Regions from separate parts of the Mus musculus genome. Here all the other regions are linked to region 1. A link is a loop called in an ENCODE intact Hi-C map of the cell type or tissue named here. Cell type or tissue: left cerebral cortex. All regions are shown on one strand.

What was found. Peaks named below come from ENCODE experiments on the same cell type or tissue, not always from the same donor. Only the 100,000 strongest peaks of a DNase experiment are listed, where the experiment ranks them.
Region 2: it touches region 1 in a loop (2.1-fold over the local background); 4 of 42 quality-filtered maps call a loop at or near these places.
Region 3: a loop joins it to region 1, with 3 times the contacts of the local background. A loop is called at or near these places in 4 of 42 quality-filtered maps.

What each region holds. Positions count from the first base shown.
Region 1 is chr1:154,718,351-154,726,350 of GRCm38, reverse strand. It overlaps Cacna1e (calcium channel, voltage-dependent, R type, alpha 1E subunit), which reads left to right and starts at 431. Exons shown (of 47, transcript NM_009782.3): 1 at 431-700. The coding sequence starts at 432. In left cerebral cortex, a CTCF peak has its summit at 3,072; DNase peaks (open chromatin) are centred at 1,770, 2,160, 2,835, 4,630 and 4 more places; H3K4me3 peaks cover 4,629 bases; H3K27ac peaks cover 2,848 bases.
Region 2 is chr1:154,654,884-154,662,883 of GRCm38, reverse strand. All of the region lies in intron 3 of Cacna1e (calcium channel, voltage-dependent, R type, alpha 1E subunit), which reads left to right. Among named protein-coding and RNA genes, the nearest start is that of Cacna1e, 67 kb to the left of the region's middle. In left cerebral cortex, a CTCF peak has its summit at 4,141 (motif pointing left); DNase peaks (open chromatin) are centred at 1,213, 3,552, 4,140, 4,644 and 1 more place; H3K27ac peaks cover 1,834 bases.
Region 3 is chr1:154,607,118-154,615,117 of GRCm38, reverse strand. All of the region lies in intron 6 of Cacna1e (calcium channel, voltage-dependent, R type, alpha 1E subunit), which reads left to right. Among named protein-coding and RNA genes, the nearest start is that of Cacna1e, 110 kb to the left of the region's middle. In left cerebral cortex, a CTCF peak has its summit at 2,495 (motif pointing left); a DNase peak (open chromatin) is centred at 4,864; H3K27ac peaks cover 202 bases.

The DNA.
Region 1 (8,000 bases):
CTCTACCCCTCACCCCGACCAATAAATCAGCAAACTGTTACCTAGCGGACCAGTGCCTGCCTTTCTCTCAGCCAGGTGGTACGTGTGCCAGAAGAGGAGCTATGTTTGAGGACCGACCTTCTCCACCCCTCTCCGGTCCCTGAACACCACCCCACGCTGGCATTTTGGGGGAAAATATTCCCTCTAGAAGCCCTACCCCCTTCTTCTTCTTCTTCTTCTTTTTTTTTCTTGAGGAATGGAGCTTCGCAGAGGTTGCCTTTAGATTCAACAGTTCAGAGCAGGGCTGAAGAGCCTGCAGGGGTCCCCAGAGGCGGTGGTCCCTGCGCCTGTGTGGATAAGGCTCTGAGCCTGCCTGTGTCTTTTCTGCCTCTTGTTGTGTGCGGGTGTTCGGCGATCACCTTTGTGTGTCTTCTGTCTGTTTAAACTTCAGGATGGCTCGCTTCGGGGAGGCGGTGGTCGTTGGCAGGCCAGGCTCAGGCGATGGAGACTCGGACCAGAGCAGGAACCGACAAGGAACCCCCGTCCCGGCCTCGGGGCCGGCGGCCGCCTACAAGCAGTCAAAAGCGCAGAGGGCGCGGACTATGGCTTTGTACAACCCCATACCAGTCCGGCAGAACTGTTTCACGGTCAACAGATCCCTGTTCATCTTCGGAGAAGATAACATTGTCAGGAAATACGCCAAGAAGCTCATCGATTGGCCATATCCTTTCTTACCCACCATGACTTCCCTCTCCCCCTTTGCATTCCATCGGGTGAGGGGGGGCACCTAGCATGGAATCTATTCCCCACCCCTTCCTGGTGCCAAAATTTGCCCCTTTGCTCAAGTGCACCCTACCTTGTTGCATTCACGGGGCAAGCCTGATGCCCCGGAGACCTATTTGGGCAGTAGTGGTTTTCAAGGTAAGACTTTTGGTTTTGGGGATTATTTTCCATGTGGAAATCTCTAAGTGTACTTAGGTGCCTGGTGTGGAGACATCTGCCTCTTTCTGGGCTTTGTCTGTTTCTTGGCCACCCCCAAAGTCCTAACCCTTTCAGAAGCTGCACTCCATGTGGTTTGGCTTACCTCAAATCTCAAGGATTCTTTCATAATCAGTTCTCTCTTTTCCACCACTTAAGCCAGTCCCTCTGCTCCCATTCCTACCAGCTGGGAAGACACTTGCACTGTCTGCCAGCAGAGAAGTTGAGGTTCTGGGAGGGATTTGCCAGATGAGAAGCTCCAAAGAGTAGACCCATGTATACAAGAAGACAAATGAGTACTTATGAAAAAGGCGTTGGGCTAGGGACTCAGCTAACTCTGGAGACCAACTTTAAGTTCTACTGAAAGTGAATGCCTGTCAGGGGAGATGATCATGTCACCACCAGCCCAAAGAGCTCAAAGTTGGAGTTCTTTCTTCAGGCAAGGAGGTGTGTTCTTCCTTTCTTGGTCCTGGGTTGTTACTCTTGCTTCTTAATGTTTGCCATACCTGGCTGCTCTCCCAGTATACTGAACCATAGATCTACTGGGCCTGAACCCATCAGCTGAGGGTCAGAGGTGTGCAAACAATTTCTCTCTAAAGCCAAGGGTGTTGCTCTTTACAAGGAGTGGGTAGGTCATCTATGGAGGTGATGGTTTGGGAGTAAAAGGCTAGGATGGAAGAAACATCTTTGCAGGTTTTACCAAGCGCACTGAATGCAGGCTGCTGATCAGGCAGCTTCCTGCCTGCTCTGCACTAAGAATTTGCATGCCTGTCAAGGCCATTAGGAGTTGAGGTTGGTAGGGTGTTTCAGGGGATTACAGGAGGCAAGCCAATGTTTTGAGGCTAGATGTGGGGGGTCCTCTTGGGGACAGGGACTTTGGTGCCTCTGGAGACATGGTTCTTGGGAAGAATACACCTGCAAAAGAGACTCCTCCTCTTTGCCCCATGCTCCCTCCCCCAACCCTCCTCTCAGGTGTGCAGCAGTGAGAAAGCTGAGGCTGGGGTGGGGGGGGGATGGGGTTCAAGTATTAGTTTGCAAGGCATCTTGCTTCCCCCCAGGGCCTGAACATCCCCTGCAGCCCCCAACCTCTAGTTTTTGGCCTTCTCTCCCCCACCCCTCCAGTTCCCTGCCTCAGCTGCTTTGGGATTGGCTGGTGCATGGTGCTTCTAGGCAGCAGCACCTCATTAGAAACGAAGCAGCATCTCTAAGCAGTGATGCTTCCTGCTGCTGTTCACATCCTCCCACAGACACCCCCTGGCTGGGTTTCTCCCTTTCTCCTCCTTGTTCTCCAGTTCTCACCTCCCCCTCCCACCTCCACAGAATGATCCGGGCCATAGAGTGCTTGGGTTGAACTATTTAGATAGGGGCTTGGGGCGGGGGAGGGGTCCGGTCCCTGCAGTCATGCCCAGTCAGTGAGCTGCACAAGGCGGACTGATTGCATTGTGTTGCATGCTGCGGCGGGCGGCTGCAAATAACTCCTTGGAGCAGTACTCTACTGGTCTCTCAGGGAAGGTCCCTTCCCTCGACCACCTTCTACAGTTCTTTTAGATTCCCCACCCACCAGGTTCCCCTTTGCTGTGACCTGCTTAGGACACCCCGCCTCCAGACAGCCCCCTTCTCCGTTTGCTTGCAGTAGACAAAGCAGCTTTTCAGTCCCACAGAAGGCAAAGTGTGGTCACAGCCCTCCTTGGCACCTCGGACAGCGCCATCAAAACTCCCTGGCTGGTCCTGAGCTCCCAAGTCACCGGGTGCAGCACACAGGGTACTTCCGGTTAAGCTCAAGCTCCCGGACTGGGACACGAAGCACGTTTCCAACACCAAAGCCTTTTCCTCTTTTCATTTCTGCCGCAAAGACACGGGTTTTCCACCAGGAGCTTTGAGAGCAAGGTGCTGCTCGATTTTATGCATTCTTCCCTTTAGCCAAAATGAAGTAAGGATCGCCAAAGGAGAGATTCCGGAGGGAATGGATTCTATTCTCATCCTCAGTGTCCTGTCCCAGACATCTTTGCTCTCCGCATACTTAGACATTGTACAGTGTTCCTACAGCCTGTAGGCTGTTGTAACCTGTTCAGAGAACATCTGCTAAGATGTTGAGGGGAAGCTGGTTGGATTTTTTTTCCCCTTCTGGTTGTACAGTGTAACTGACTAATGTATTCCCTCCGGTAGTGACCACGTGGAAGCATTGTGCCTCTGTGGGCTCTGCATTTTCTTCCAAGGCGCATAGGAGCTAGCTAGTGTCACCTTCCCTTCAGTTCCCAGCATCCAGTTTCCCCAAATACCTGCTTCATCTCATTGAGAATCAGTGTGAGCAGGAGTTACCTTTAAAGCTCTCTAATTAGGCTCCTTGGGTTCAAAGCTCAGCTCCTCCAGAAGCCCCAGTGACCTTGAAAAGTTACTTCATTACTCTAGGATTCAATTTTCTTACCTGTAAAATCAGGATGATAACAAAGAGTTACTGGGAGAATTCAATGGGTTAATGTGCCAAGTGTTTGGAACATTACCTAATTACCCACTAAGCATCCATTATTATTAATGGAATCCTTCGGGGGATTTCTGCACACCTGCAAGGTGGGACCTGACATTCAAGGTGAAGTCATTTAGATTCTTGCATCTCATTGAGAGTGAGGAACCTCGTCTGTATCACTTGAGAGCTTATTCAAAATCCAGACTCCTGGGTTCCACTTCACAGTTGCTAAATCACACACAGGTGATTAATGTGTCAATAACTGACTGTACTCCCGGTGGTAGTAGTGACCAGTTTAAGAACTACTTTGTTCTTTGTGGGGGTCAGATTTTCACAACAGGAACATTGTTAGGAAGTGTTGTTAAGACCGGCTCTGGTACGAACATGCAGTCATCCAGGTGCAGATTTTAATTGCTGTGCACGACACTTTTTGAACTTTGTTCTCTCTCTCTCTCTCTTTCTTTTTATTTTTTTGTGACAGAAAGTCACCGAGGAACTAGGATGGTAAGGTCTTTTTCTTACATGTCAGGGATTTTAATTTTATTGATCTGAAAGGATGAGCTAAGTAAAAGGTGTGATTTAATTTGTGCTTACCTGCTGACTTAGGAGAGCCTTATCTTGCTCTTAATAGGGGTTGGCTAGTTTTAATTTGAAGGCAAATGTCTACAATAAAACCCAGATTTGACATGAAAGATGGCGGAAAGGCAACAACCCCCTCTGAATGCATTTCCTTTTTCTTAGAAGCTACATCTGCATAGGGAGATCGTTTTATTTCCTCACGACATTCTCTTCTGCAGATGATAATGTAGTCTTTTTGAAAATGCTAATCTGATTTAAAATGTGGTATCCCATTTTATGGCATTTCTTTCTTGCTTGCTTGCTCATCTAATAGATCTAACAAGTGTTCTTTCTTCCTCGGGCATTGGCTATTCTGGAAGCTACTTGCTGCTCTCTGTACTGCACTCTGCCATTCTGCCTGTTCTTTTCTCAGGGACAGTTATGTGGGTAGGCACTTGGGATCTCTGACATAGTTTGTGAGATAGCCTACTCTTGTTTGCACTTTTTCAGGTCAGGGGTGAAGGGACGAAGTGGCGTGTCTGACTTAAGAGATTCTACATCATAGATGGGAGATTGTTTTTCCTCCACCTACTTGGCCATCTCAGCAGGCAAGCACATGTTTCATGTGGAAGGAACAGTTCAGAGTAGGAAGATCAAATGTGTTTGTAGCCTTTGAGTGGATGAAGCTCATTATAGTGAACCCGGGGTTGTGCATGTAGGATTTCTCGTGAAGAATTTCAGTATCTCCTCTGCACTCTGGATATGGGTCTGAGGCTATGTGTGCGTATCACAGATTTCCCCCTTGTAAATTGTTCAGTGAATTGTAAATTTATTTGGAGGATTTTGCTGAGGATTACAGGAAGTGTTAGTTCTCAAATCTCCCATTTTGGCATATTCTTGACTTCTCTGGTTGCCTCTAAATATACATGCTTTGCAAGATAGTAAACTGCAGGCCTGGTAAGAAATTTGGGTTTGATGTAACTCCAGTAGATCGTGAGTCTTGACTGGGGACGCTGGGAATGAACAAGGATGGAATCTGCAATCCTGCCGGCAGAGGATGTGGGGTCCTCATATTTTCCATTGACTGTAGATGCCATGACTGGGGTTGGCATGACCTTTGTTTTCTGGGGTTCCTAGGATTGCCTGTTTGTTTTGTCCTTTGTATGAGGTGAGGGAAGCCTGGCTATGACAGTGAGTGCCATTTGTAAGTGGGAGACAACCTGGAAAGTGAGTTGGAATGAACAAATTCACAGCAACAAAACGACTCGAGGATGAAAGCAAACATATCTTGGGTGTGATAGTTTGGTCTATTGGTTTGTGTCCTGTTATCCCCCCACCCCCACCCACTTTCCTGCTGTTGCCTTCCTTTCAATAGGTGCAGCACACAGTATGAACTAAAGGAGGAAGAAAAAATAGTGAGCACAGGCCTTTCTTCCTCCTCAAAGATCCAGATTGGAATGAGTGACTTCTTCTAACGCTGCTTATCTCTTGAGAGCCATTACTGTCCGTGATGTAGGTGCCACATACCTGTTTCTTTCCTCCCTCCTTAAAGGGACATCTGGTTTCCTTCAGACTTTGTACTCTTATTTAAAGCAAAAGGGAGTCAAATTTGCTAAGAGATCAGAACTCATGCAGACCCCTTCATCATACCTGTTGGACCATTGGATTGTTGCTCTTCATAGTTCCCCACTCTGGGCACTCACAGGACACCATTACCCACCACGAGAGTCCAGTCCCGCAGAGGACATACACACAATTTGTCTATCACTGACCACAAAGACAGGAAGGAGTAGACCTCAATGCAAGATAATTAATCCTCTTTTACTCAGGGAGCCAGAGGATAGGCCTTCCCTTCCTCTTCCAGCCCAGGCTTCTACCCATCATTTCATCCTTCTGTCTGTCTCTTCTTCTCAGTTTTAGGCTCAGCCTTTTTGAGTAATTCATCATTATGTGTGGGTTTTTCTTGGAATTTTCAGAAAAGCAAGGTCATTTGCCTCTGCTTAGATACGACAATGGTCTTTTGAAAAGGACCAGTATCAGACACCAACTGTTTCCTTTAACTCCTCTATTGTCTATGGTGAGACTGTGATATGGGGAAAGGCAGCTTAGAGGACAAACTTTTAATCTGGAAAGCAAAGAATAGCTGGACTGTATGCCCTTAAGAGGGAAAGAAAACGGCAACACACAACTTAAAAGTCTTACCTGAGATATCCCCTTAGCGGAGAAGTAAGGACTTCATGCCTTTGCTTGCCATTTGTATAATGACTGCCTTCTACTCAGCCCTGTTGCTTTCAGGTACCTGACAAATAGGTAGCTGATTACCTTTGACTTAGAGATCAGGGCTAAGAAGAAGGCATTTATGTCCCTAAGTTTTGGTCACTCAGACTCCTCATGGTAGCTTGGCATTTTCATGTTGAGCCCCTGATCTAAGATGCAGGCTTCTGTAAACATTTTAAATCCCAATGAGAATTCAGATAGGAATTGGGGTGGAGTGTTGCAGAGGGGTCCACTATGGCTGCCGCCACCATTGTCATTGTCACTGGCATACCACATGGCTTTTAAAGCAGTCTCTTTAAAAAAAAAAGTTCCAGATATATGAGAGCTACACATCATTTCCCTTACCATGTTCTAAGCCGACACAGAGAGGACTTGTGTGGGCTTCCCTGTAATGTCTCTAGCATTTAATCAAGGACAGAAAGCATGGCATAAAGTTTTTAGGCTCATCTGATCTAGTGTTCTCTTGTGTGTGCAGCTCATTTCAAGGAAATGTCTGAGATGCGTCTTCACTCGAGTATTCTAAATATGTTTCTTTAATGGCCATCTCTGGTCTCGATCCCTCCCGCTCCCCCATAAACTCAGATGAATCGCATATCTCTATATCTCTGGAAAGCAAAGAATAGCTAGAATATGTGCCCTTAAGAGGGAAAGACAAGCCACACCAAAGAAAACAGCAGCACAAAGTCTTATCTGAGTTATCCCCATAATAGAGCAGTGACTGCTTCATGGGAGTTGTTCTCCCCCTAAACCCCTCCCATAGTGTTAGAGACTGAACTTAGACTTGGAAATATAGCGCTTGGTTAGATGCAAGTCTCAGGTTCCTGGGATCTGTCCCTGTTATGTAGCTTAAGGGAGAGGCTCGGTGCGGCACCTGTGCCAGGCATGGTGTTTTCGTTCATGAGAGTGGATCTCCATCTCTGTCACAGCTGTGTCATCTCAGGAGCTTGACTTTATCGACACCATTGGCCCTGCTTTAATGGTATCTCTGATGAATCTGGAAAGTATGTTTTAGGTTTGTCTGTCAGCCCTTCTGCCCTTCAGGGAGGCGTACTATCAGGAGATGTAGCAGAAAAGTCGGTAACTGGTGAGTTGTAAAAGAAGTGCCCTGGGTAGCTCCATGCATGGAGCTTTGCTGGGGAAAGACTATATAGTGTCATTGTCAAGACACATGGAGTTGTGAGTGGCCTCCTGGACCAGGAAGCTCTGGGAACTGGGCGGAGGATTCATTAGCTGAAAGGTTTTTGATAGTGTACCACTTTCCCCTGGTTTCAGATCATTTTCTCACGGGGCTGGTCAGAGTCGAAAAAGCATGAAATGAATTTTCAACAGATACTAACATCCTGGCAATTTCCAGCTGTGTGCTGTTGGGAACTAGTTTGCCACTGTTCTGTCAGCTGCCATTTCTTTCAGTAGGTGATTTCCATCAGCATCAGGGTTAATGCCTCATTTGGGTCCTTTGTGTTGAAGTCAGATGTGTGCACTCTACCGGATTCATTAAGGCCTCAGCTTCCAAACTTCGGCTTGCCTCAGAATTACCTGCGTGGCTTTATTAGAATACAGCTCTGTGGGTGGATTTGGGCTCTTGGAGTTCCCGACTCAGTAAGTCTGAATTGGGGTCTCAGAATTCTTATTTATCACAAGTTCCCAAGTGTTCTTGCCACTGGTGGTCTTGGAAACTACAGAGACGCAGCTCCCTTCATACAGTTTAGCTCTGTGTGTTTGACATATCTTTAGAGACAGCTTC
Region 2 (8,000 bases), 63 kb after region 1:
GGATGGGGGGAAGGGGGAATCAAAGTTGAACCTCAGGCTGGGGGGTGACTCCCTATATTGAGGTGTGTTAACATTCTGGATAAGGAGCAGTCTGAAGTGTGGAGCTTTGAGGATGGTTTTGGCTCTGTGAGTTCAATGTGCTGTTTGAACCATTGGGTAGCACTCTTATAGGAGCACTGGAGTTTAAGGCAGGGGACCTTGGACTTCTGGGATCTATCATTATATGGTGGCTGTTGGAACAGTAGATAGGGGCTAGATTCTTCCTGGATTCCTAGAGAGAGAGAGAGATACAGAGAGAGAGAGAGAGAGAGAGAGAGAGAGAGAGAGAGAGAGAGAGAGAGAGAGAGAGAGAGAGATGGGAAGAGACTGGTGACCTGAGTCGAAGTCAACAGTGCATGGGCAGATCCAGGTCTCTAGCAGGGTGGTTGTTGGAGACCATTAAAGGGAAATGAAGGAAGACAGAGATTCTGGAAGAAGAAAATGGTTCTCTGGGTCAAAGGAAATGTAGAAAGGCTATGCTGGCAATCGCCTGGGAAACCCCGATGTTTCCTATTCTTACTCTGTAAGTGAGTGCTGTTCCTCTGTGGCAGATAGTAATGCACCAGGAGAGGAATTCTTCCTGCTCTGTGTCTTAGAGTCCACACGTAAAAGTCCCTGCTGGCTCTGGGCTTTAGTCACGTGGCATGGAACTAGTCATCCCTGGGCAGTTTGCAGAGAGAGGGAGAGGGGGCTGGGTGTGAGAGATTGGTGTCTTAATTTTAGCAAGACTTTTGGAGCTCCTTGGAAGGCAAGCTTTATTTCTACAAAAATAGAAAGTATTATTATTACTACATCTTCGTGCTGCATTGGAGCCAAATACTGGAGTCCTCAATACTGTATTTATTTCCCTGGGCTTTGGGAAGGGTGGAAAAGAATGGGACATTTAGGTTGCTAAGTGACGTGCTTCTAAAAATATTGAGATTCCCTAGTGGCTCCTTCTCCTGTTCTTTTGGTTGGACTAAGAAGATGATAAGGTCAAGTAATAGCCTGACCCTGTATTGAGGTGGGCCCAAGGCATCTTGTTGGGGAAGAATAGAATAAACTCTCCCTCTTGGACCCTCCTACCTGCTTCCCCTTAGGGCCTACTACTTTGAGAAATCACAGGAAAAACTGGGCCTCCCCCTGCCTGAATCCAAGAGCCTTGCCTAGGCAGGCAGCCCTGATGGTTGCCATGGTGATAGTGGGTGGTTGGGGGAGGCGGTGATGCAGCGTTTGGCCTGTGCAACTGAGGTCCCCAATGTAGGCTGCCTGAAGCTTAAGCTCCTGATACTCTTGGCGATTCTTCTAGGATTCCAGAGCGTCACTTGCTACAGTGTTGAAATCTTCAGAACTGACAGGCATCTAGACAGCCGAATCAATCCTTCATTGTTTAATATGTATCTCATAGACCCATAAACTTGTGGGATTCGGAGCTCCACAGAGACCTTGGTAGGGGAAAGTATATGCAGAAGAGAACTCTGTGCAGGGGAGAGGGGCTAATACCACAGACCTGAGAGTCGGGGGATGTATTTAAGAGCTTCTAACTCATCAGCATCCCTGACAACTGGACACTAAGCCCCTGAGTTGACAATGATTATGATATGAAGTTCATTATAGAACAGAACAGAACACACTATTTCATTGTTGAATTAGATTTCTCTTTTTCTCTTTGGCAAAATCTCTCCCTTCCTGACTTGATCCAGCCTCTCAAAAGCCATGCAGTAAACAGAGCACGAATGCCGTCGTCTAAATGATGTCACCAAACAAAACATTCATTCTTTTGTTTTTTATGTATCTTTTTGTGTGTATGTGTATTCACATATGTGGCTATGGAAACACATGTGCTATGGTGTGCCTGTGTGGGGCCAGAGGACAACCTCAGTTGTTGGTCCTCATTGTTGGAGATAAGGTCTCTGTTGGTATAGCAGCTTAGCTGGTCCATGACCTTCTAGGGATTCTTCTGTTTCTGCCACACCCATCTCAGTGTAGGAGTGCTGGGATCACAGGCATGAGTGATCATACCTAGCTTTACTCGGGTTCTGAGGGTCTGAACTCAGATTTCCAGTTTTGTGTGGCAAGTGCTTTGGCCCAGCCTCCAAACATAGGTAACTTTTCATCTGATGTCATCTCTCAATGCCTTGCTATGTTTCTGCCTTCCTGAATTTCAACATAGTTTCTTCTCATACATCAGTGTATGCTGATTATAGTAATATCTTGTGTTATGACATTTTCATACATTTGTATCACTTGCTTTGATGATAACCACACATAGCCATTGACCTTTTGTCTCAGTATTACTTTTTAAAATGGGACACTCTGAACAGAACATACAGCTGTAACTGGTCTGCTCCTCTGTAGAGTAGCTCAGGACAGAAGGCACAGGATTGGTGAAAATTCTGAGAATGGTATGTCCCCAGGCCATACCACTGTCAGACATGAAACCTGTGGGAGTCCTTCCCAGATCTGCATATGGACAATTGACCTTGTTCTCTACATTTTTCCCATTTAAACTGTTGATAAAAATTGCTGAGTGAGAAGAAACAACATAATGATAGAACTGCCTTTATGAAGTTTGAATGTATAACATAATAGCATCAACAGCTACATACACATACACACTCACACACATATACATATGTACATACATACATATGTATATATACACATATATCCTTCTATGTATTTGCTTTTCTGTTCTTGCATCCCATCTGCAATCTGGCAATCAACCACTGTTCTTCTGAGGTGGTTGCTGTCATTACTTCATTAATGAAGAAGTGGAATCACAGAGAAGTTGTGTCCATTGCCCTTGGGCACGTGGGTTCTAGTAGCAAAGTTGGTATGTTGCAATTCAGCGTTTCATCTACTGATCAATAGAATTTGGAAAAGATGTTTTCAAGTGACAGAAACTCCACGTGGTCCTCTCTGCCACTGTGACAGTAGGATGTCGGCGTGCTTTGCTAATCAACCAGTACCAAATGCTGAGCATTGTCCTGATTGATCTGCCCAGTAATCCTATTGAAGCAGTCAGAGAGATTCCATTGGACCGGTTCATCCTAAGGAGCCTTGGGCCAGTTCCTGAGAATGGTAAGTGGTGGCTATGCTGAGGCCTTACCACACCTGAGCTGCTCTTGTGCTAAGCACTGAGCTACCATTCCTGTCCTGCATTATATGAGTATCTTACTTTCTTACTGTTCTCAATTTGTCTCCAGTCTGAGCTCTTTTGGAGTTGACAGTCTAATCACTCTAGAATCTTCTTCTTCTTCTTCTTCTTCTTCTTCTTCTTCTTCTTCTTCTTCTTCTTCTTCTTCTTCTTCTTCTTTTTGAATTCAAGATGTTTTATTAGCTTTCATGTCTGCCCATTTGAATAGTTTGTTCACATGAACACTGAATTTGGGAGGAGAGTGGGATCAAGTATAATTCTGCTGTAGGGACTATCTATGTGGCCAATGTTAAACCATGGAATTACCTAAGCTTTAGTCTTCTCCTCTTGAAGACAGGGACAACAGTCCCCATGCAGAATACCTCCAGATGGTGAACACAGGGATGGGAGAATTGCCATGTGGACAATGTACAGAGAAGTGCTTTTCAGCTTCAAAGTTTCAAAGTGCTCACTCCACTGTTACTGCATAAAATGCTCCAATGCTTAGCTTTGCATTGTCTCTGATCTAGATTCCATTTTTTAAAAAAAAATTGACTTATTCCTTTAAATTATTTGTGATATTTATGAGACAGAACAACAGCTGAGTGTCAGTCACCCACATTGGAAAGGGGTTCCGGTCATCTTCCACTGGGTGGGATTAATGAGGGAGATAGAGACAGACAAGCTCCTGAAGGGCAGGGGTGCTGCCTTGTCCCAGTTCTCTCAGCCTGAGGTAGAGTGCCCCTGCTCCTCCATCAGTAGGAAACCTCGAACAGGCTATGAGCTATGAGCAGCTATGAGCAGTTATGAGCAGCTATGAGCAGCTATGAGCAGCTGTGAGCAGCTATGAGCAGCTATGAGCAGCTATGAGCAGCTATGAGCAGCCTGGAGGGCAGGGACCCTTACACATTGACTTTCATTTTCTGCTTTCTTCCTCCATCCTTCCTCAGCCTTCGCAGGCTACTCTGGTGCCACCTGCAGTTTCTTCTGGGTTGACATGGGAAGGAGGCAACACAGAGAAAAAGACCAGCTGCTCTCTCTGTGACTCCAGCAGTTCTTGGTTTTCCTTGGGAAAACCTAAGGCCTTGATGGCAGGGGGCGGGACTCACATGGTGCCAAAGTTAGGGGCCACTCACTCCTGTCCTTGGTCTTGGTCCTTGGAGTATGTGGTCTGCTTGATTGGAAAGTCAAAGGAGATAGGAAATAGGACACACTTACATTAATATGATGACCTGTGCCTGCAGGAATGGATGACAGTTGAATAAGGCCAAGAATTATCTTGCCTTACAAACTCTTTCTTCAGCTATATGCAGAAATTCACAACAAAGCACCACCAATCCTTACTCACTCAACTCAGCGTGACAAAATGAATGTCTTAAGAACAATGGAAACATGGGCCTACACGAGCTGTAGTCTTTCGAGTAGTGGAGGTTGTGTTTAGCTCTCCAGATACTGTTGCTGGTGGTGTTATGCTAGGGTTGTGTCCATATGTCTTCCTTCACTCTGAAGATATGGCCAAAGAGAAGGAGGACTGGGGTGGCAGAGATGTGTGGGTGTAGTTATGGACTTGGGGAGTCCTTCTTTAGCTGTAATAGTCTGTGACAGATGCAGGAAATCTAGAGAAGGCACTGTTTGAGTGCACAGGAACAAGGACAGAATTGATTGGCTCATCTTCCCTAGACTTCTCATGGTCAGAGAGCCTCTGGCTGATGGGCTGAGATTGTTCCCATCCCATAAGCCCCACGAGGATCTTCTCTCCCAAGGATGGTTCCCCTCAAATAGAGAATCTTTCAAGAGAACATGGACGAGTTGTTGGGGCTGGGAGTTGTGAGTGGGGCTAGGTAGCAGCATGGTCATGCTGAAGTCATCTGAAGCTTCATATTCAGATGGGTTCTTTTCCCCCAGTGCAGCTGCAGCTGCTGTTACAAAGAGGTGTAAAATGCAGGTTTAGGAGAACCAGGGGTAATTAGCTCATTCACAGCCTTTCTTAGAGTTCACACAGAATTCTGAGCACCCCTCCCATTTCATTTAAATATGTCGGGAGAAGGTGAGATCAGCAGGTGCAAACATCATGTGGTGTCAGAACAGGAAGCTGAGGTGTGCCCCTCCCGACTTCGTGCCAGGAGAAAGGGTTTTAATGGGGCTCAGGGGAGTGTCTACACGACATCTTGGAGAGTATGTGGGGTCAGAAATCCCACTGTCCTCCTCCCTGGCTTTCAGTATTAGCTTCTGGAAGACTTAGTCTCCTGACTGCCAGCAGGGTGTCTCTGATGGTGCCGCATAGAGTGCTCACTCATGAACCTTGTCAGAAAGGCTCAGAGTAGGGCAGGACCTAGATGTTCTCACTGGGAAAGGCTGCTGAAGAGGCCGGTGTTTCCTCTCTAGTGCCTCTTGATTTTTCTCTTGAGCCTTAATTTTCCCTGTGGAAAGACACAGACAACTTCTACCTTATTGTGGCCACCCAAAAGTACCTGAAACTCTTTCTCCATAGCTTTCCTAAACCTCCTGGAAGCTACATGAAGCTGGCATTCCTTGCTGGTATGTTGAGCGTTCTGAGGAGGTGGAGATAATGGACTTCCATACTCTGGGATTTCCTTCAAGTTCAGAGCCTGGCTCCCTTGAAGCAGAACTTCATAGGTCATCTCACCTGTTGCCCTGCCAACCCATCTCTTCTAACCACCCACTTTCTAAGGCCGTGCAGCAGCCTTCTAAAGCATAGCTTTGCTCTCATGATTCCTCTGGTAGAGATGCATCTGGGAGTCTTTGCTGCTTCCTAGGTGAGGAGGGGGAGCAGGACTTGGCATACATTAAGGAGTGATAGACTCACAGGGACACGTCCTCTGGCTTGCTGTGACCAGCCAACCAGTGTCCCAGATGAAGGTTTGTCAGGCTACTTCTAAATTGAGCCTGGTCACATTGCCTGTGCAGTGGTTTAGAAATGGTCACATCTTCTATGGAAACAGCAAAAGGGAGTGGATCTAGACAGACCAACCCATAATAGCTGGGGTTTGTCCACAGAGTGGTTTATAGAGTAACCAGAATGGGATGGAAGTGGGCTTGGAGGAGACAAGGGTTCCAGGAGGAAATGACAGTTTGGGATACTTGCAGGATTGTCTTGAAGGAATATAAAGAAAGGGCACTCCAAGTTCTGGGGGTAGGCTCCAGTTCCTGCAAGGGTCTGACCAGAGGCTGGCATGAGCTTAGCCTGGGACATTTGATAGAGTTCTATCCATTGAGCTTGATGTTTCTCAAGGTTATATCCAACTTAGTGCTTATTCGTTCATTCTTTCTTGTCATTTATTGCATATTTACTGCATGGAAAGTACCTTACTCCAGATTAAACTGGACATCAGGCACAGGCCTTCTCCTGAAAGAATCAGCTAATGGAAAATAGATAAACAAACAAACAAAAACAAAACCAATAGACTATGAGAGAAAAGATTTGGGGAAGGGTACAGCTTCCTAGAATAGATGGTTTGGAGGGACCTGGCCTCCCAGAGAGGGTGGCCTCACATAAGAGCAGTGAACTGTGGGGAGTTTGGTCCCTTCAGGAGACTGGAGGATGATGTGGGCCAGGTGTAATAAAGGCGAGGAGGCCAGATGAGGCCAGATCATCAGGACATTTCCTGGGAAAGCAGGAACGAGTTAGACTGGGAAGCTCCAGGTCAGACTTGAAGTTTGAAAAGATGGCTCTGGGACTGGCCTAGAGCCCAGAATGAAGGCGCAGAGAGGCAGACAGAAGCTGAAGGTATTCCTGTGAAAACTGAGGAGCATACTGCTTGTAGGAAAGAGAACTGGAGAGGCCGCTTTGGAATACATAGTTCAGGTCTAGCCTCGGGTATGTCCTGAGAGCTTTCGAGGAGAGAAATGTCCACTCGATAGGACACCCATTGGCTAGAAGGCCCACCGGGTACTGTTGGAGGCACCACACTGCCAGAGGGTGGCCAGGTCACACATGTTTGCAAGAAGATACAACCCAGGAGGTTTTCATCCAAGGAGAGTAGGAAGGTTGAGATTCCTAAGGGAGAAAGTGTGAGTTGAAAGTGAGAGTGGGCTGGAAATCAGTCTGGCGGTTCCTCCGAAAATTGGACATAGTACTACCGGAGGATCCCGCAATACCTCTCCTGGGCATATATCCAGAAGATGTCCCAACCGGTAAGAAGGACACATGCTCCACTATGTTCATAGCAACCTTATTTATAATAGCCAGAAGCTGGAAAGAACCCAGATGTCCCTCAACAGAGGAATGGATACAAAAAATGTGGTACATTTACACAATGGAGTACTACTCAGCTATTAAAAAGAATGAATTCACGAAATTCCTAGGCAAATGGTTGGACCTGGAGGGCATCATCCTGAGTGAGGTAGCCCAATCACAAAAGAACTCAAATGAAATGTACTCACTGATAAGTGGACATTAACCCAGAAACTTAGTATAGCGAGATATAAGGTACAATATGTAAAACATATGAAACTGAAGAAGAACGAAGACCAAAGTGTGGACACTTTGCTCATTCTTAGAATTGGAAACAATCACCCATGGAAGGAGTTACAGAGACAAAGTTTGGAGCTGAGACAAAAGGATGGTCCATCTAGAGACTGCCACATCCAGGGATCCATCCCATAATTAGCCTCCAAGCGATGACACCATTGCATACACTAGCAAGCCTTTGTTGCAAGGACGGTGATATAGCTGTCCCTTGTGAGACTAGGCCGGGGCCTAGCAAACACAGAAGTGGATGCTCACAGTCAACTATTGGATGGATCACAGGGCCCCCAATGGAGGAGCTATAGAAAGTATCCAAGGAGCTAAAGAGATCTGTAACCCTATCAGAGGAACAAC
Region 3 (8,000 bases), 110 kb after region 1:
GGAAGTAGAAGCTCCCGATTTTGTATATGCTGGGACAGTGAATCAGTGACATGTGTCTGAGGTTGCGCTGTCCTTGGGGTAGGGACCTAAGTCCTCAAGACCAAAGAAGGAGGAAGACTCAGGAAGAATGACAAGTAAGAATATAGGGATAGAGGGCCAAGGGCAGGCAGGACTCCTGTGGCTCTCTCTACTCTTGTAACAAAGGAGCAGCCTGGGGTTGTAAATCATCTACGTCTCATACTCCTCCTTAATTAAATTCCTGTTGTAATTGGGAAGAGTTTCCATATTCTCTACAGCTATGGCCACCTATCTCTTTCATTAGACCCACCCAGTATTTATAGCCTCCTTGAGATTTGGACCCTCTGTGGCTTTACAGTTGGGGGTCTATACAGTAGTGAATGGGCAGTTGGTTTTAGAGGAGACAAGGGAGTATGCTGTGTTTTGCCAATGGTATTTTGTTTTCCAGGGCTGCAGTTGTGACTCTCTCAGTGGGCGAACATTCCGTCTCCATCAGATATCTATGGGCCTCTTTTATCTCCTTTCTTCTCTTCTCCCAGGACAAAACATGTACCTGAGATCTCTATAAACATCAGACTAGAAAAAAATATGAGCGATAAAAGACAGAAAAACTAGAGACAGGTATGCCTAATCTATTCATCTGATACCTACTGTGTGTATATAGTCTTGAGGGTGACTTTGATTAGTCTTTATTTTATAAACCAAGTGATCCAGGTCTGTTCAAGGTTTTATAGCTACTCAGATGGAGAGTTTTGCCTTGTTGAACTAGATAGCCCCGTTTCTTTCAATTCCTCCCTGCTTCCATGAGTTAGAACAGAATTGGAAAAAGTAGGTGATTTGAAGAGGTCAGATTAATTTATGTACCACATACCAGAGTGCTTACTTTGTGACTCCTGGGCCTATTAGCTATGGGAAGGCAGAAGCTCCTGGTCTTGAGGAGAGAAGCATGACTTGTGTTCTGTGCCTGTCTTATCTTAGTACTTTGTTGCAGGTCTTTGAGCATATGGACCAAGCACAATTTGTGTTCTGTGGCTGTCTTAGTACTGTGTTGAAGGCCTTTAAGCATATGGACCAAGTACTGCAGGGCATAAAGACAGCCATGAAATATCTTTCTGGAGTAGTCAGGAGAGACTTTATGGAGAAACCTTTTCTACCTTCAAAGAGGTAGAAAGATCCTGGTTAGACAGCAATATTGTTGAAGTGTTGTTGGTGAAGTGCCCAGGTTATTTCTAAGAGACACAAGCTTATAGTAGATTTCCTGGTTCTATGGCTCTTAGAGTCTTTCTGCCCCCTCTTCCACCATTTTTCTTTGAACCTTGGGTATAGGAGTTATACTAAAAATATCCATTATGGTCAGGCACCCCTTTGTAGTTGTACTCTGCATGTTGACCAGATTTGGTTTTCTGTAACAGTCTCTGCTTGTTGCAAAGCAAAGTTTCTTTGGTGAGAGTTGGAAGCTATACCTATCTATGGGTATAAGGGTAAGTATTTAGAATGTATCTGTGAATTACAGTTTACTAGAGTGGTAATAATAAGTTCTCCTCTTAAGATTTATGAACACATTGGTCTTGGGTAGTTGGCTAGGTTTCCAGTTCCAGGTATGTTTTCTTACTTGCTGAGAGGCTAAGTCAATGAGACAGCTGTTGGTTACCACCAAGACATGAGTGCCACCATTGCACTTTTAGGGATAGCTTGTCATGCTGGTCATTGTAGTTCATAGTCTTCACAACTGAGTAGGATTATTGGTTGCTTCTTTCCTTTGGTAGCTTGCATAGCACCTCTGTTACTATGAGAACAAGTCCTGTGGGAGGAGATTTTCAGTTAGCTTAGATCCTCTGAATCCCATGTGTCAGAAGTGCATGGTGTCTTCAGCGGTAGGAACTTACCTTCAGTCTCTGGGAGGCAATAAAAACATTGAATGCTAATGTTAAAGGAGAAAATAAAGTCCTAGAGAAAGACCTATAGGTAACTGGAGGGAGGACCTCTCAGATGGAGGACCAACAATGCAGGAACCTCAAGTAGTTGTCTGAGTAGTTTTTGGAATGGCTAGAAAGACAAGGAGGCTGGAGGACTCCAAGAGACAAAAGGAGAGAGGGAGACAGTGGGTTAGAGAAGAGAGAGCTAGCTCAGACCATTGTGAGGAGTTTGCATTTTTGTCTTTAGTGTTGAGGGGAGAGCAGTTATAAAATCCATCATGTGCTGAAGCTTCACTCTACTCGCTACATGGAGAGTGCCTTTGGTGAGGCACAGAAAGAAGAAGAAGGCAGTGGGAGAAGTAATGGAATCCGAATGGTTGTGTAGGTGGAAGAGCTAAGCAGATCTTTACATAAGGTCTGTATAGAAGGTGGTACTGGGGCTAGAGAGTTGGCTCAATAGTTAAGAGCACTGACCACTCTTCCAGAGGTCCTGAGTTCAATTCCCAGCAAACACATGGTGGCTCACAACCATCTGCAATGGAATCTCATGCCCTCTTCTGGTGGGTCTGAAGACAGCTACAGTGCACTCATGTACATAAAATAAATAGATCTTAAAAGAAGAAGTAGGAAGAGGAGGAGGGAGAGGAGGAGGTCCTGGCAGCTTTCTATTGGGTGGAAGGTGAGATAGAAGAGAAGGGAGGATTTAAAGCTCCTCAGCTACATTAACATAGCACAACAACGGTGTCTTTCTCTGAAGTGGAGGAACTCAAAGACAGGACTGCTTGCAGGTCAAGGCTAAGAATTTGTTTGGAGAGAAAGTTAGAAATGCCCAGTAACCCCTTACAGTCATTTGATTAAGGTACAGGAGGGATATGTGGGTCTGAGGCTGAGTTAGAACTTGAAGTAGACATTTGAGACTATTCAGTTTATTTATGACAGTAGAGCCATGAGCTCAGCTGGGATTCTTTGAAGAGAAGGTATAGATAAATTGAGGACCAAGAGGCTGAGCTCTGATAGCTACAGCATTTTGTTGACACCGTTAGCAGGCCTCTTAGCAGACCAGGCTCTAGGATCACTTTTGTGGACATGACAGAGACTGATTTATCAGACATTGAGCCAGGTACAGGTTTGTAACAAAGTGGTGTGGAGGGAGAGTCTAAGTCAATCTGGTCTTGGTTCTTTCGTTCTCCATAAAATTACATAGCCTCTCAAAGTGATTTTTGTTGGTTTGTATGTGTATCCATGTGTGTTTGTACATACTTGCTTGTATGTGTACATGCATGTAGAACTACATTGAATATCTCCCTCAATCACTCTTTGACTTTTATTTGAGGTGAGATCTCACTATGTATTCCTGGTAGCTTGAACTCTCTATGTAGACCAGGCTAACCTTGAACTGGTAGACTTTCACCTGCTTCTGTCTCTTGAGCACTGAGATTAAAATTATATACCGCCGTGTCTGGCTCACCAACATATTTTTCAAGACAGATGAGATTCATTCAGAGTTCTCTGGGCCTGCTAGATCGCTGGCCAGCAAGCCCCAGGGATCTTCCTGTCTATGCCTCCTCAGCACTGGGATCAAGCTGATGGTTTTTAAAGCTGGATTCCTTTCCTGCTCTGAGTCATTGACTCTTTATTACACAGTACTGAGAGTATCTGCATCATGTATCCACTCACCACTGTTCAGATCTGTAACTCACTATTAGACCTGTAGATATTTAGTTTTAAGATGACAATGTTGTCATCTGTTTTTGTCCTGCACCTTGCCCATTAGGAATTTCTTTTGGCCCTTCCTTGAGATTTACCTGGAAATCCCACACCTGTTCTGATCTTCAGTGGTCTAGGCTACCACAGTCTCTTTCCTGAGTTAACGCAGTATCTCCCTGATTGCACACCACCTCACTTCAGAGTGTCCCCTTCGGGTGCATGTCAGAGCATGCTACTTCTGTCCCCTGAACCCTTTGATGGAGGCTTGTCTGGATGCGCAAAAGACAACACTCTTGAAAGTATCTACAGGTTCCTAAAAACCTTCTAGCCCATCCTCTCTCATTTTGTTCATCTGCTCTAGGCACAGTGGCCTCGTTACTATAGAAGACAGTAGGATTTCTCCTGCCCTTTGAACATTGCTGGGATGTTTTTCCCTACTATGGCTAGCTCACTTTCTCCCTTTGAGTCTTAAACTTGAAGTCTTCCCTAACCTTACTGTATTTAAAGTGGATCTCTTTCTGTATACTTTATTTTTCTCCAGAAAGCTTAACTCTATGACAGTATATGCTTTCTCCTTTGATTTTCTTTATGGGATAAGCCATCCCACTAACTGTAAGCCTTTTGAGGACAGGGCTTTTGTCTCATGTACTGGGCAAGTGGTTTCCGTTAGAGAAATATCAAGGTAATTGTTTAGTAAACATTTGCTGCATAGACTAATGACAGAACAGGACTTGGTGGGCTCTGTTAGTTATTGTTATCTTTGCACCAGGCTGTCTGGTGATTAGTGAGGTACATTTATGCAATATTGAGATGCCATTAGGGACTGGATTTGCCTCTTAGAGCAGTGTTCCTATTCCAGGAAGCCATCTGGATTGGGTCTACACATTAGGTGTCTTTAGTATCATTAGGCATACTGACCACCTTGGATTTGGGGTTCTATGACTCCACAGTGGGCTCTTTTGAGGCCATGAACAAAATCAACAACCATTTGTTAAACATCCACAGTTAAAGCATGAAATTAACCTCCTTAGCAGGGGGATGAATGTCGGGATCAGGATTCTCAAGGGAGCCCTCCTGAGGCTTCATTTAGGCTTAGCACTGGTGCTGTGGCAAGCCTCAAACACTTGTAGATAAGGTTTGAATCTAAGCGAACTTAAAACCAGGAAGAAACACTTACAATCCTCAAGAAGATAGCGAGGTCTCACTTAGCTCCTTGGGGGTGTTTAGTATTCTGGAAAGAGCAGGTTGAGGGATTCCAGCAAATGCTTACTGCATCCATTTGAGATGCAAGGCGCTGTTCTGATAGGCTACGGGCACATTTTCTCAACAACTTAGGGAACTGGATCCTTGCTTTCCCACTTCACAGCTGAGAAAAGAAAGGCGTTTGCTCTCAGAGTCTGTGCCCTTCTTTATTGTGCTACAATTATCTCAAAATGAGTGTCATTAAAAGGGCTTTAGGGGAAGTAGAAAAGTTATTTAATATGCTTATGTGTTACACTTGGATTTGTGGAGAGTCGCTGCGCATGAAGACAGGATTTTTTTTTTTAAGTAAGCCCTGCATGTGCAAGCACTGCAATTAGTATTTCCAGGAGAGACCAGTCTCCCACTGCTGTGCTTCCTTACTGGCTTCATTCGTGACACTTTCCTCATAAGAGAGAATGCTAAAGCAGGCCTGTCTTTTTGATGGAGATCCCAAGGGTTGTGGGAGTGGTCAGGAGCTATTTAGCACTTCTCACCTCTGATCCTCTGTACTGAAGAATTCTGGATTGCCCAGGAATGAGTTTGGTTATAGAGGAGCCAGCTTCCTGCTATCTCCCTCTTCTTGCTATTGCCTGTGTCCTGTGTCCTGTGTCATGTGTCTTGTGTCCTGTGTCCTGTGTCCCTGTGTCCTGCAATGTATCTGGCTCACCAGCAGGTACCAGGGGGAGGGGAGGTCAGCTTTTGCTTCAGCTTAGTAGCAGAAGAGAAACAATGTGGAGGTGGAACTGGGTGATCGCCCTCCCACTAACTGCCAGTAACTCTCTGCTCTCCTCTGAGGAGGAAAGAGTTGGGCAGTTTTCTCTCCTGAAAACACTCTTGAAGAAAGGTGTCAAGCTTGGATCAGGATGTCTGGACTCATCCTGACTTAAAAGGAAGGCCCTTATGACTTCCATGAATGAGGCTCAATTGTCTACTTTCAAGTTCCCTTGTATTCTGGGGCCTTGTGCCACCCTCTGGAAAGTCTACAGACAGTGTTCTTCATGGAAAGGCTCCTGTTCAGAATCATGTAGAAATGGGGCCGGGGTTAGCTGTGTGTTTTCTTGGTATCAGATTGGCCACTAAGAAGTAGGAGGAGGCGGTGTGGTTGGACCAGTCCCTGGGGGAAGTGTCTACATCAGGCCTCAATTCTCTGCAGAGTGCCAGGCCTTACTCTCATGTAATTAGGCTTTTAATGCCACTTTCTATTGACAAGGGTGAGCAGCTGCCAAGTCACTTCAGATGACATTGGGTTGCCTGTCATGATTCCTGTGGGACTGCGGAAGAACTGTGCTTCCTCAATACCTTGCCCTACTTGAACCTGTGCCCTGATCTGGTTCCGCACCTCCTTTGGAGGAGGCCATTCAGAGCTTCTCTGGTCTCTTCAGGCCCGAGTCTGATCCAGAGATACTGCCCACATCTTGGCATAGAGTTTTTCAGTGGAACTCAGAATGAGCCTAACTCCTGACCGAGTCTAATTTGTAGAACAAAGGGAGAGCAGTGACCCTACATTTTCCTCCTGCTTGTCATTCTGAGAGTGGAGGAGGAATGGGAACTTATTTGTCCATCTTCCAGAGAGTCAGGCACTGTAGCTGATCACTTCCCCTCTGTGAACAGAGATAAGAAAAGCAGGCCAGACATGGAGCTAGGAAGGAAAAGAAGAGAAAACAAAGTAATTTCCAGTGTGCATGCATGCCCCAAACATTCATGCGTTTGACTATGGAGGAAGCAGGGAGAAATAAATGGGAGTCAGCGGGGAGGGGGAGAGTGCTGAGACAAGGTGAGGGCTGGAGAGAAGGAGACATGCTCCCCAAAGAGGCAAAGAAATGACATAGAGGCAGGAAAAGAAGTGGGGCCGGAAAGAGAAGCGCTTTCTGGGCTCAATCTTTCAGGAGTTTCTACTGTGAGTCCCATCCAGGCTTGAGGCTGAGTGGAATATGTGGAAATCTCAAATCCAAGAGCACTACACGCATGCACTGTATTTTCTTTATGTCCCTGGGCCTGGGATAATAACAACCAAGAGAGAGACAGTAAGGAAGAGAAAAGGGGGTGGTGGTGATGGAGGAGGTATGAAACTTTAATCAATGCCCAGTGCTCTTAAGAGTTCGGGAGCTGCACAGATTTTATTATCTATGTGGCTATTTCTGTCACCTCCCAGCAATCCTCAGAGCAGCACCAGGTCTGGAAGATGATGCTTGATTCCATCACCTTGGGCTTCCTTGGTGGGGAGGAGGCAGTGTACAGCCATGCAACGACAGGATAGGGTGTGCTCTTCAGCACACAGAGGGGTTTGGCTTTCACTGGAGTTCATCAGAGGGAGATTTTTGGGTCTACATTGGTGTGTTTGAATATAAGCTTGAGCTCATGTAAAGATTTAAAGCTCCGCCTTTGGCTGGGGACGTAGCTTGACGATAGAATGCTTGCGCAGTGTAAATGAGACTCCAGCTTCTGTTCCAAGACCACCAATGGGCTGTGCTTTACCTCTTAGCAACTCCCCCCCACCCAGCGCTCTAAAGCCCACAGCTGTGGGGTCATGACAGGACACCTTCTGTCTGTCTTGATGCTTCCTCCCCTCTGGGGCTCTCCTCTCTCCTCACAGACTTTCTCCCAAGGGATTCCTGTTGACAGTCCCTTGACTATTCAGTCTATACACGGATGACTCAGATTTACACTTCTCACCCAGAACACTTCTGAGCTCCCAATTTATCTGTCTAATTAGCTCCTCTTGGCATCTGCTGTGGTATTTGTGTTTGGCCTTTGTATTCACGTGTTGGGAATTGAATCCCTAAAGTCAGAGGTTAATGATACTTGGGGAAAGACCAACTGGGAGCTGACTCCATTGTGAGGGCACTGTCCTAATGAGTGGACTTTGGATTAGTGAGTTATCTCAGGAGTGGCTTTAAAACAAAGGCAGTACCCTTTGGCTCACCTGCTCCATCTTACCATGTAACCTATGTTCTACCATGACCCAGCATGAAGACCCTTACCAGATGCTGTGCAGAAGCTGATGTCAGATTTCCCAACCCCCAGAACAGTGAGCCATATAGATAAGACTGTATTCATTATTTTAAAAAAAATGAATTTATGGTCTTTAATTATATACAGAAAACATTCAAGCCAGTA